2 separate regions of the Homo sapiens genome follow, and region 2 is linked to region 1. A link is a contact called in ENCODE Hi-C or POLR2A ChIA-PET data. All regions are on one chromosome and are shown on one strand. Each heading gives the region's core, a stretch centred on a gene start or an enhancer-like site at or near the end of the contact. The rest is flanking DNA. Distances are from core to core; before and after follow the strand shown. Region 1 holds the start of EXOC5 (exocyst complex component 5). Region 2 holds the start of PPM1A (protein phosphatase, Mg2+/Mn2+ dependent 1A).

Evidence for each region. A loop is a pair of places that touch in the nucleus more often than their neighbours do. ChIA-PET counts read pairs that join two places held with the same protein, here RNA polymerase II (POLR2A). Pooled maps may share reads with other maps.
Region 2: a loop to region 1 is called in a map of naive thymus-derived CD4-positive, alpha-beta T cell, with 17 times the contacts of the local background. The contact joins the promoter of PPM1A here to the promoter of EXOC5 in region 1. A Hi-C loop is called at or near these places in 3 of 168 maps with a recorded cell type or tissue (CD4-positive, alpha-beta memory T cell and naive thymus-derived CD4-positive, alpha-beta T cell) and 12 of 50 pooled maps. POLR2A ChIA-PET finds 5 or more read pairs at or near these places in 2 of 52 experiments (CD4-positive, alpha-beta T cell and CD4-positive, alpha-beta memory T cell).

Annotation. Positions count from the first base shown.
Region 1 is chr14:57,266,698-57,271,133 of GRCh38, forward strand. EXOC5 (exocyst complex component 5) reads right to left here and starts at 2,208. Exons shown (of 18, transcript NM_006544.4): 1 at 1,925-2,208. The coding sequence starts at 1,951. It overlaps AP5M1 (adaptor related protein complex 5 subunit mu 1), which reads left to right and starts at 2,274. Exons shown (of 8, transcript NM_018229.4): 1 at 2,274-2,691. The coding sequence starts at 2,618. RefSeq lists a silencer at 1,639-1,698 and enhancers at 2,008-2,591, 2,239-2,438.
Region 2 is chr14:60,245,962-60,250,847 of GRCh38, forward strand. PPM1A (protein phosphatase, Mg2+/Mn2+ dependent 1A) reads left to right here and starts at 3,260. Exons shown (of 6, transcript NM_021003.5): 1 at 3,260-3,716. RefSeq lists enhancers at 1,814-2,063, 2,606-3,334, 2,644-2,693, 2,754-3,103 and silencers at 3,204-3,303, 3,504-4,243.

The DNA of each region.
Region 1 (4,436 bases), core at 958-3,457:
ATATACGTTATATATATATATGTGTATGTGTGTGTGTGTATATATATATATATATAAAACGTATATATATACTACTTAACCTAATAGCAGGACCCCAGAAAGCAAAATATATATTTCCCCACCTCCTCCCCTTCCCCGCTAGGGAGAGGGGAAAAAAAAAAATCAAACATATTTCCAAATAAGTTACTGAAATCATGTGGTCAAACATTTAAATAAAAATATACATAAGATGGTCCAAGGTACAACTGGAACTGTCAAGCAGGATTAACTCAAAGGATAATGTCTTATGAACTGTATGACAACATATATAACAGTTTTCAGTTAAGAGCTGGCTTGCCGGCAAATACCTTAATTAAAGATCTCATACAACTTCATCGTTTTCTCCCTTTTTAAGATGTGAAAAATAAAACAAGGAACCACAGCACTACTTAGTACCTAGGGACACAGTAAAAGTTCCTAGCAGGAAAAATGTCTCCCCGTTCTTGTGTCAATAAACAGATGGCACAATTTTGGAATTACAGAAATTAATGTAGCATATCTCCCAACACTTAAGTGAGAAAATACAATATCTCTGAAGTCTTTCTTGTAATTACAATCCTTCATTCACAAATTACTGTCTTATTACAACTTATTATAACAATAACATATATTACTCCTCTCAAAAAAAGCATTATCTATCCAAAAGCTGACTGATATGCAAAATATAGTAACAATAACAAATGTAAATTTCCATTTGTTATTAAAACTGTGGCATTCAAATTGTAAGCCACAAAAACTGCTGAATCTTACGCAGAAAAAGGATACCATTTTCACTTATGGAGAAGTTCCCTATTGTGGATTACAGTCTTCTCAATTATTACACTTTTGTTACTCAATGTGAAACACAAGCACACACACAAAAAAGGGGTCTTTCTTTCCTTTTTCTTATCCGTTTTCATTTCTTTCACACAAGGAGATGCTTTATACGTGTCATTGTTTTGTAGCCTAATTAGAGTTTTCCTATTCTATTATCTCAAACTTTTATCACAGCTTCTTACAACGGACTTCACGAAATTAAATTTTAAGGTTTAGATACTGTAAACGCTCGAGGAAAGACATTAGTATTCTCACTATTACATATTAAGGATTCTCTAGCTTGCAGTTAGGTGATTTTATAATACATGTAAATGCATATAATACACTTAAGGTGCATTATATACATGAAACGAAGTGTTCGTTTTATTTTATAAACTTTTTTTATTTTATAATACACGTAAATGCCTCGAGTGTATTATTATGTATTACATGAAATAAAGTGTTCACTTGAATTTTGCCTCCCTTCAGTCTATCTCTCTTCAGTCGAAAGAGATAAGTAGGCCTTTATTGTCCAAAAAAAAAAAAATTGTCCCAGCCTTTTCAAATGTCAGGTTAAACTGGCAGTCCTATGAATGCCACCTGCAACCTTACTAATGGAATAATTACTCAAAACGAGAAGCCCCCAAGAGTCCCGATCTCAAGTGGCTTCCTCCTATTATTCCCGCGAGGACCCCAGCGACAAGACTCGCCCAACCTGAGGCTCCTGGCTCTCTTTCCTCGTCCTGAGTCAGCCCTTCCCACTACTCATCCGGAGTAGACATCTTCCAACACCCGAACCTTCCAGACTTTCCCTCTTGCCCCCACAAACAAAAGCAACCCTCCTCCCTTGGGACACCCGGCTTCCCCTCTCTGCCGACCGGCCGCCCAGCCCACCTCGGCCCCAAGCACCCCTCCCCCATTTCACGCTCCGCCCGCGCTGACACGGAGCTGCCACCCCAACCCTTCTGTTTCGCACCTCTCTCCCGAGGGCTCCTCCTGGGCAGCCAGCAAACGCCCGCTCCTCGGCCCGCCCACCCAGCTGCCTGCAAACCCCGGGCCTGCCACTCCCTGTAGAGCCGCCGGGGCCCACCTCGAAGAGCTCGGCCGTGGTAGCCATCCCGGCCGGCTGAGAGGCTCGCCCCCCACTGGATGCCGTCTCCGCTTCACATGCTGCGCCTCAGAGGCGCGGCGCACAGGTCTCCGCTCGGCTCGCCAGCTCCGGCTCCGGGCCGCTGCGGGCTCCCCAGCTCCCCACAGATCCCAGGAGGGGCGGGAGAGCGGCCATGAAGCGAAGCCGCAAACGCTTGTCAGCTGCCTCCCGGCGCCGCCCGCGCTGCTCCCATTGTCACCGCCTCATACGCCGGAAGTGGAACTGCGCGCGCCAGGGAGGTTGTCGGGAGGGGCCGGCGAATAAAACGAGCGGCGAAAGAACCGAAAAAAGGCTCGACGCTACCGTGTATGAGGAACTTTGATCCTTGCGGGCCACCATTCCGGAAGTAGAATTTAGAGGAAGAAAATACCGGAGTTGCAGGGTATAGGTAAATTTCTCAAGGTTATAGGTTGGGGTTCTTAGAACTTTTTGTGGTGTGTGTTGGCCTAGAGCGACTCAGAAGCGTTAGTGACTTCACCTAAAAAAGCTAACCTCTCTGCTGAGCGCGACCGGTATGCGGCGCAGGATGAGCCTCAGGGCTTCTGTTAAGAGTCTGTCTGAGAAAGCCGGTCTGCGCTGTTCCTCGGTGGCGACCTTAATTATGAGATGAGCTAATGCTTTACTGACTTAACCATGGCGCAGCGGGCAGTGTGGCTCATAAGCCACGAACCGGGAACTCCACTTTGTGGCACCGTGAGATTCTCCAGGTAAATGCAAATCTGAATCCTCAGGGATGATGGATCAGAAGATCGATGAAGTAGCATAGTTTTGTGGTGCTTCGTGGCCCAGGTTTGCCACGAATAGCTGCGTGACCTTGGGCTAGCCAGTTAACAGACCTCTGTTTCGTCTGTTAAATGGAGATTTTAATAGTCCTACCTTACAGTGTTGTGAGAATTGAGTTGATGACTGGTACATATTATTTACGGTATATGTTTTCTATTAGTATTGTGTTTTAAAATGACCTCCGTCTGCTTAGAATTAAAATGGAGATGACTAAGGGAACGGTAGAAAATTTACTGAGCACTAAACATTTTCAGATTTTTCAACATGCATTGACAAAATCGTTCCAGAACATTTTAACTTATTCTACTGAAAAATCCATGCTAAGTTATATCAGACTTTTATTTTTTTGTTTTTATTTTTTTGAGACGGAGTCTCGCTCTGTTCCCCAGGCTAGAGTGCAGTGGTGCGATCTCCGCTCACTGCAAGCTCCGCCTCCCGGGTTCATGCCGTTCTCCTGCCTCAGCCTCCCGAGTAGCTGGGACTACAGGCACCCGCCACCACGCCCGGCTAATTTTTTGTATTTTTGGTAGAGAGGGGGTTTCACCGTGTTAGCCAGGATAGTCTTGATCTCCTGACCTCGTGATCCGCCCGCCTTGGCTCTCAAAGTGCTGGGATTACAGGCAGGAGCCACCGCGCCCCGCCCAGGCTTTTATTTTTATCTTGTTAATATGTGTCAATGGTAGAAATCATCAGTTTACAGTTCCTAATTGTTGAAGAAAATAGAAACACAAAAAAATGTATTCACTATTTCATATATTGTGTTAAGTTGATCTGGTCCCACTATTAGAATTTGCCCTGTGTAATCAAAATAGCTCTGTTAAGGGAATTGTACAGTAACTCATTGTAAAATGTTGGTGGCAATCGAGTGGGTCTATTTCACCTTTTATTCTCTGGCCATTGATAGTTCTTTTTTGTCACAATTCGTTCTTCCCTGAAGAAAGCTTATAGTGAAGTAGTACCATAGTAGAATTGAGATTGAGGCAGAAAAAAAAGATTTTAATTTTAAATGAAAATTGGTTGGCAATGGGGATATGAAAAATTCCTTCTTTGCAACCTTAACAGTTTTTGTTCCTGAGGGCATCAGAGTTGGAGTTTACCATTTCCCCCCAGGATTTCTGGCTGACACTAACCCCAACATTTGTTGTTGGACCTCAAATACAGGAGATTAATAATATTCTTTAGTACGTGGTTTTACCAGGCGCATCAGTCCGTACAAAGTATCTCTCATTTTACTTATATTCCCTTTGGTTACCTATTTCTAACTGCCGTTCCCTTCCCACTGACAGATAACTCTTAACATCTTCGATGTTACTCTTTTTCATTGTATGCATTTTTCAAATTACATAATTAAGTGTGCTTTAGACTTCACTTCCTAATGTTACATTTGTCACATTTCTCAACACTATTTTAAAGAAACATCCATGATACTTTGTGTTCATCTAAGGCAGCATGTCCAATAGAATTCTCTATGATGATGGAAAGGAGAAATGTTCTTAATCTGTACTGGCTAATACTGTAGCCACTAGCCACAAGTACCTATTGAGCTTTTGAGCTGCAGCTAGCATAACTGAGGAACTCAATTGTTAATTTTGGGTAATGTTAATTGATTTTTATTTAAGTTTAAATAGCCACATGTGGGTAGTTCTACTATGTTGGACAGTGCAAATCT
Region 2 (4,886 bases), core at 2,010-4,509, 3.0 Mb after region 1:
AAGAAAAAGGGAGGAGAGAGAAGGAGAAATGAGAAAAGAGGAAACCAAATGAAGAGGATGTGTGAGAGAAAAAAATATGAAACAGGTAGTGAGGGAGGAAGGAATTGTTGAACCTATGTTCTGGTTGGCTTTCTAACTCTTGAGTAGTGACTGGCTTCAGTGGAAAAGGATGGTGAGGGGTATTCTCAAATACTAGCCTCCTGAGGGGGTCATTTACATTACTGCATATATTTTGAGAGGCCCAGGCAAGTCTGCCTCAAGGGTGACTCTCCTGGAGAGTAATTTGGGAGCAGGAATGTAAACCTTTTTTTAAGTCACAATTGTGGTGGAAAGGGAAAGAGAGTATTGCTGATCAGATTAAGCTTTAGACTCCACACTACAGCCCCTGTCCTCACCCCAAGCCTCCCAATTACTAGGCTATCAACACACACTAAATTCAGGACTTTAAAGCCAATCTTGTAGATAATCTTTTTCTTTGTTAATTGAAATATAAACAGATTTCCAAAGCAGAGCAGGATAGTTTTATAATATACCTATAAAAATTACTAAAATGTCATCATCATGGCAATATATTCCCACTAAAATCTTACTGTGAACATCCCAAATATGTGTAGAGGCCCGGCAAAGTCTTACAGTTCAGAAGAGAACTTTCAATCCTCTTTTTTCAATGTTATTTTCCCCTTCTATCTGTCCCCCCTTCTTAGCATAAGGTTTAATAAAAGGGGATATGATGATATTAAACATATTTAATCAGACAATATTGATATCTTTTTAAAATATTAATCTTATAACCCATGAGTTTCCTAGTTCATACCAAAATGTCCCTGCAAGCTGTATTCAGAAATAAATAGTAGGAAGGTGCTGCTTTATCGGCAGTCTGTACAATGCGTAGACTCCTTAAAAATTTCTTTCTGTTCATATTTTCTATTTCTCTCCCTCTTCTTCTACAATTGACCCAGATTCTCCAAGTGCAGAACAGAGAGAAGAAAGGTGTGGAAGCCTAAAGGAAGGAAGCAGAAAGATAGGCAGGCATTTCAAGTTTTCTATGGTCCACTACCGTCACTAGTGACCCAGCTTCTGCTTATAAATAAGAAAATTTGTCTTTTAAGAGCACTCTAAATGGTTGCCATATGAGCTTTTGTAGTTCAGAATGTTAATGAGTCCACCAGCATGCTACTCATGCTGTTACTTGCCTGGAGTATTAAGGATTCCAAGAAGGTAGCGTTTCAAAGATCTCTGATCTAATTTCTTTTTTTGGGGGGTCGGGGAGATATGTGGAGAATTAGGAAATGTATCCTCAGATGATACTGAGACCAAATGCATAGTGAATTTTATTTTTATTTTGTATATGTGGAAATGATCCACGATCATCTTCTAAGGAATTCTGGCCGGGAACAGTGGCTCACGACTGTAATCCCAGCACTTTGGGAGGCCGAGGAGGGTGGATCACGAGGTCAGGAAACCGAGACCATCCTGGCCAACACGGTGAAACCCTGTCTGAACTAAAAATACAAAAAAATTAGCCAGGCGTGGTGGCAGGCGCCTGTAGTCCCAGCTACTCGGGAGGCTGAGGCAGGAGAATGGCATGAACCCGGGAGGCGGAGCTTGCAGTGAGCCGAGATTGTGCCACTGTACTAGCCTGGATGAAAGAGCGAGACTCTGTCTCAAAAAAAAAAAAAAAAAAAAAAAAAAAAGTGAAGGAAACAGAACCTTCCCCAAAGTCATGTTGAGAAAATTAGAGATGGCTTTTTACAACTTTAAAAGCAGCAGCTAAATATTTGCTGAATGCCAGAAAGAATAAATAGGTTGCTTTTGATCTAAGAGTTGGGGCAACAAAATGGTTTAGGAGATAGAAAGTAGTAGGGTGCAAATTGCTATAGTGAGCTCCTCAAGTAAAATAGAGAGGCCTTCAACATAAATTTACCTTTTTTACTGGCCAGAACTCAATTTGGCCAGTAAAAGAACCTGCCTTCTACAATGAAGTCTTTGGTTTGTGTGTGCATCAGAACATCTTTTAAAAATACGGACTTTTCTTCTAACTTCTTTTCCTGCGAATGTGGTGTAGGTCAAATTCGTGAACTGGTTAAGCCGCTGACAAGAGAGGGAAGGGCACCCCAGCCAATGGGAACCCGTGCTGGTGATGTACTGCTCCTAGGCTGCGATTCATTGGCTGCCTAGGGTTTGTCATTCTATCCCCGGCGTCTGCAAGCAGCGTGGGTCGGGTTTTCCAGCTAGCTAAACTGGATTTTGGCCGCTGGCACGTGCAGTTTCTATTAACTTTAGCTCATCTCTACCTCTTAATAGAAGCAGCTGTTATGTTTCTGATTATTCTCCTGATTTTGAAAAATCCTGTTCCCTTAACCTACCTCATTGGAGGTCGTTGGAGGTCCCCTGGGACAGAACCACGTGATTATCTAACATGTGCAAATAAATACAATGTGGAATCCCCTGAACTATAGAGGGAAAACCTGCCAGAAACTCAGAGCATGTGCCCCGTGCGTGAATCAGTTGCACTCGCACATTGGTGGGCGGTGGTAGCGTGCTTGTGTCTCTGCCCTTTGGGTCGCGAGGTGTGTGGCCGTGGCACCTGCTTGGGCTTCCTGGGGTCACTGGGAGAGGAAGGCTCTGGAGGAGTGGGACTCTGGGGTAGGGGGGTCTGGCAGCTGCCTGGGACCCACCATGGGTTCGAAGGGCAGCGGCCAGACCGCGACGGCGCCCAAGAAGGGTGGACAGCTTCGGGTCTGTGCTCGGGGCTGCGTGTACACCATCTTCGCAGGGAGTGGGGTTTGTATCTGCAGGCAGGTAGAAGAGCCAGGGCTCCGGGCGCGGACGCCGTAGGGGTAGCTTCCGAGTCCCTACTTGGCCAAGGGCCGGCACGGAGGGGCTGTCGATCTACTGGGCACCTAATAGCCGCACATTCTGTCCAGTCCCTGGCGCCGGAACGTGAAGGCCCGGGTCCTGGCTGCTATCCGGGATCCGGACGCTCCCTTCGGCTTCGGCCTGGTGCTCCAGGCCGTAAGGCAAAGGCGGCGGCAGCAGCAGCGGCAGAGAAAGAAGCTGGGTAAGGCAGTGACGTCATCTGTGGCGGCCCCTCCCCCGCCCGCCAGCCCTCACCGCAGTTCCTGCCCAACGACATCCGGGTCTCTGTAGCTGCGCGCCGCGCCGCAGCTGTAGCGGCGGCGGAGCCAGCGGGGCGGGGCGAGCGGAGGGGTGGGGGAGGGGCGACGCGGTCGTGAGCGCGCCTGCGCGGGGCCGCGCTAGAGGCGGCGGCGGCGGCGGTGGCGGCGCTAGGGACGGGAGCGCGCGCGGGAGCTAGAGAGCAGTGGTCTCGGCGCTCGTCCGGCCCGCAGCTTCGGGTCCTCAGGCGGCTGTTGCTCCGGAACGGGTGGTTGGGGAGGGGGGGGTGGGGGGACTCTAGACAGCTGAGGCGCGAAAGCGATGAGTCCTCGGCTCTTCCTCCTCCTTCTCCGGGACCCGCTCTCTGCCTCCCTCTCCAACGCCCGGATGATCTGAGCCGCGAGGGCGCCGACAGCCGGGGGCCCGGACGCAGCCCGGCTCCTCCCCTCCTCCGCCCCTTCCCCAGCCTGACCTGGCCCGCCGCTGCAGCGGTGACCCCTCCCCCGGCTGCCGCCGTCGCCGCCGCGGTGACCCCCTCCCCGGCTGCCGCCGCCGCCGCCTCGGCCGACCAGGGACCTGCCCGCCTGCGGCTGCTCCGGGTAAGTGCGGCGCTCGGGCCGACGGCGGGCTGGCGGGCGGTGCGGGCCTGCGCGGCGGCGGCGGCGGGCAGGCCTGGGGCCTGTAAACAAGCCGGGCGTCTGCCCGGGCGCTCCCGGGAGGAGACGCGACAACTCCACCCCCTGGCCGGCCTCCTCCCCCGAGCCGGGCGGCGGACGGCGAGGGGTTAACGCTCGGCGAGGGCGGTGGCGGGGAGGCGGGGGCGGGGTGTTAGTTGCGGTGGCGCGGGGAGGGGGCGCGACCCTCTGGCCGTCCGCGGCCGAGATGGGTGTTTGTGGCGGCGAAGCAGGCGACGGCCGCAGGCCGGCCTGGCCGGAGAGCGGCCTGCAGAACTTTTCCCGAGCGGGGAGGGGGCGTCCCCGCGCCCCCACCCGCTCGGGCGCGCCGCCCCGGCTGTCCTGGGCTTCAGCCCCTGGGAGGGAGGCGGGGAGACTTCCTTTGAACCGGGCTTAGCCTCGAAAAACCTAATTCTGTAGAAATTGCTTAAGGTTTTACAGGGGGCAGGGCTGAGAGACTCCTTCAGAACTCAAGTCAGTGAGTGATGCCTCTAGTTCATTCATTATTAAGGCATCGAACAAATCCATTGAAGTAAATTCCGATTTCTTATCCTTTTAACTACGTAAATCGGGTAAAACTTCTTGATGTTAGAGCTTGGTTGAGGTATGGTTCTGTTCTGCTTGTAGATTTTAAATAAACTTGGAGCCTTTTCTTGAAAGACAGCTGGCTGTGGAGAGCCTTCTACCAACTGCAGTTTTAGATACGTTTTGAAAATTTCATCACCTGAGGTATTTTTCTTCTCTCCTGAAACACCACATGGTACAAATCCACAAAAGTCATGCTTCAGTTGTCCAAGCCATGGGATCTGTGTGCTAGCCCCACCTCCCCGCAAGTTTCCTGCTCATTGGAATAATGAGCTGAATGTGTTTTAAGAAGTGGTTGGAAGAGTATGAGAGATAGGTATCATTTTCTCAAAGGAAATGATTTTGACATTATTGAGAGAAATTAGACATTTTAACAATTGTTTTGTAAAACAGTCTTTTCAAACTTGCACGTTGGGGTTTTAAACACAACCACTTTACATGTGTTGCGCTCCGAAAAGTGGAGGGATTTGTTGAAACACTACTCTGCTGAGACTTAGGGTTCCAGAGCAC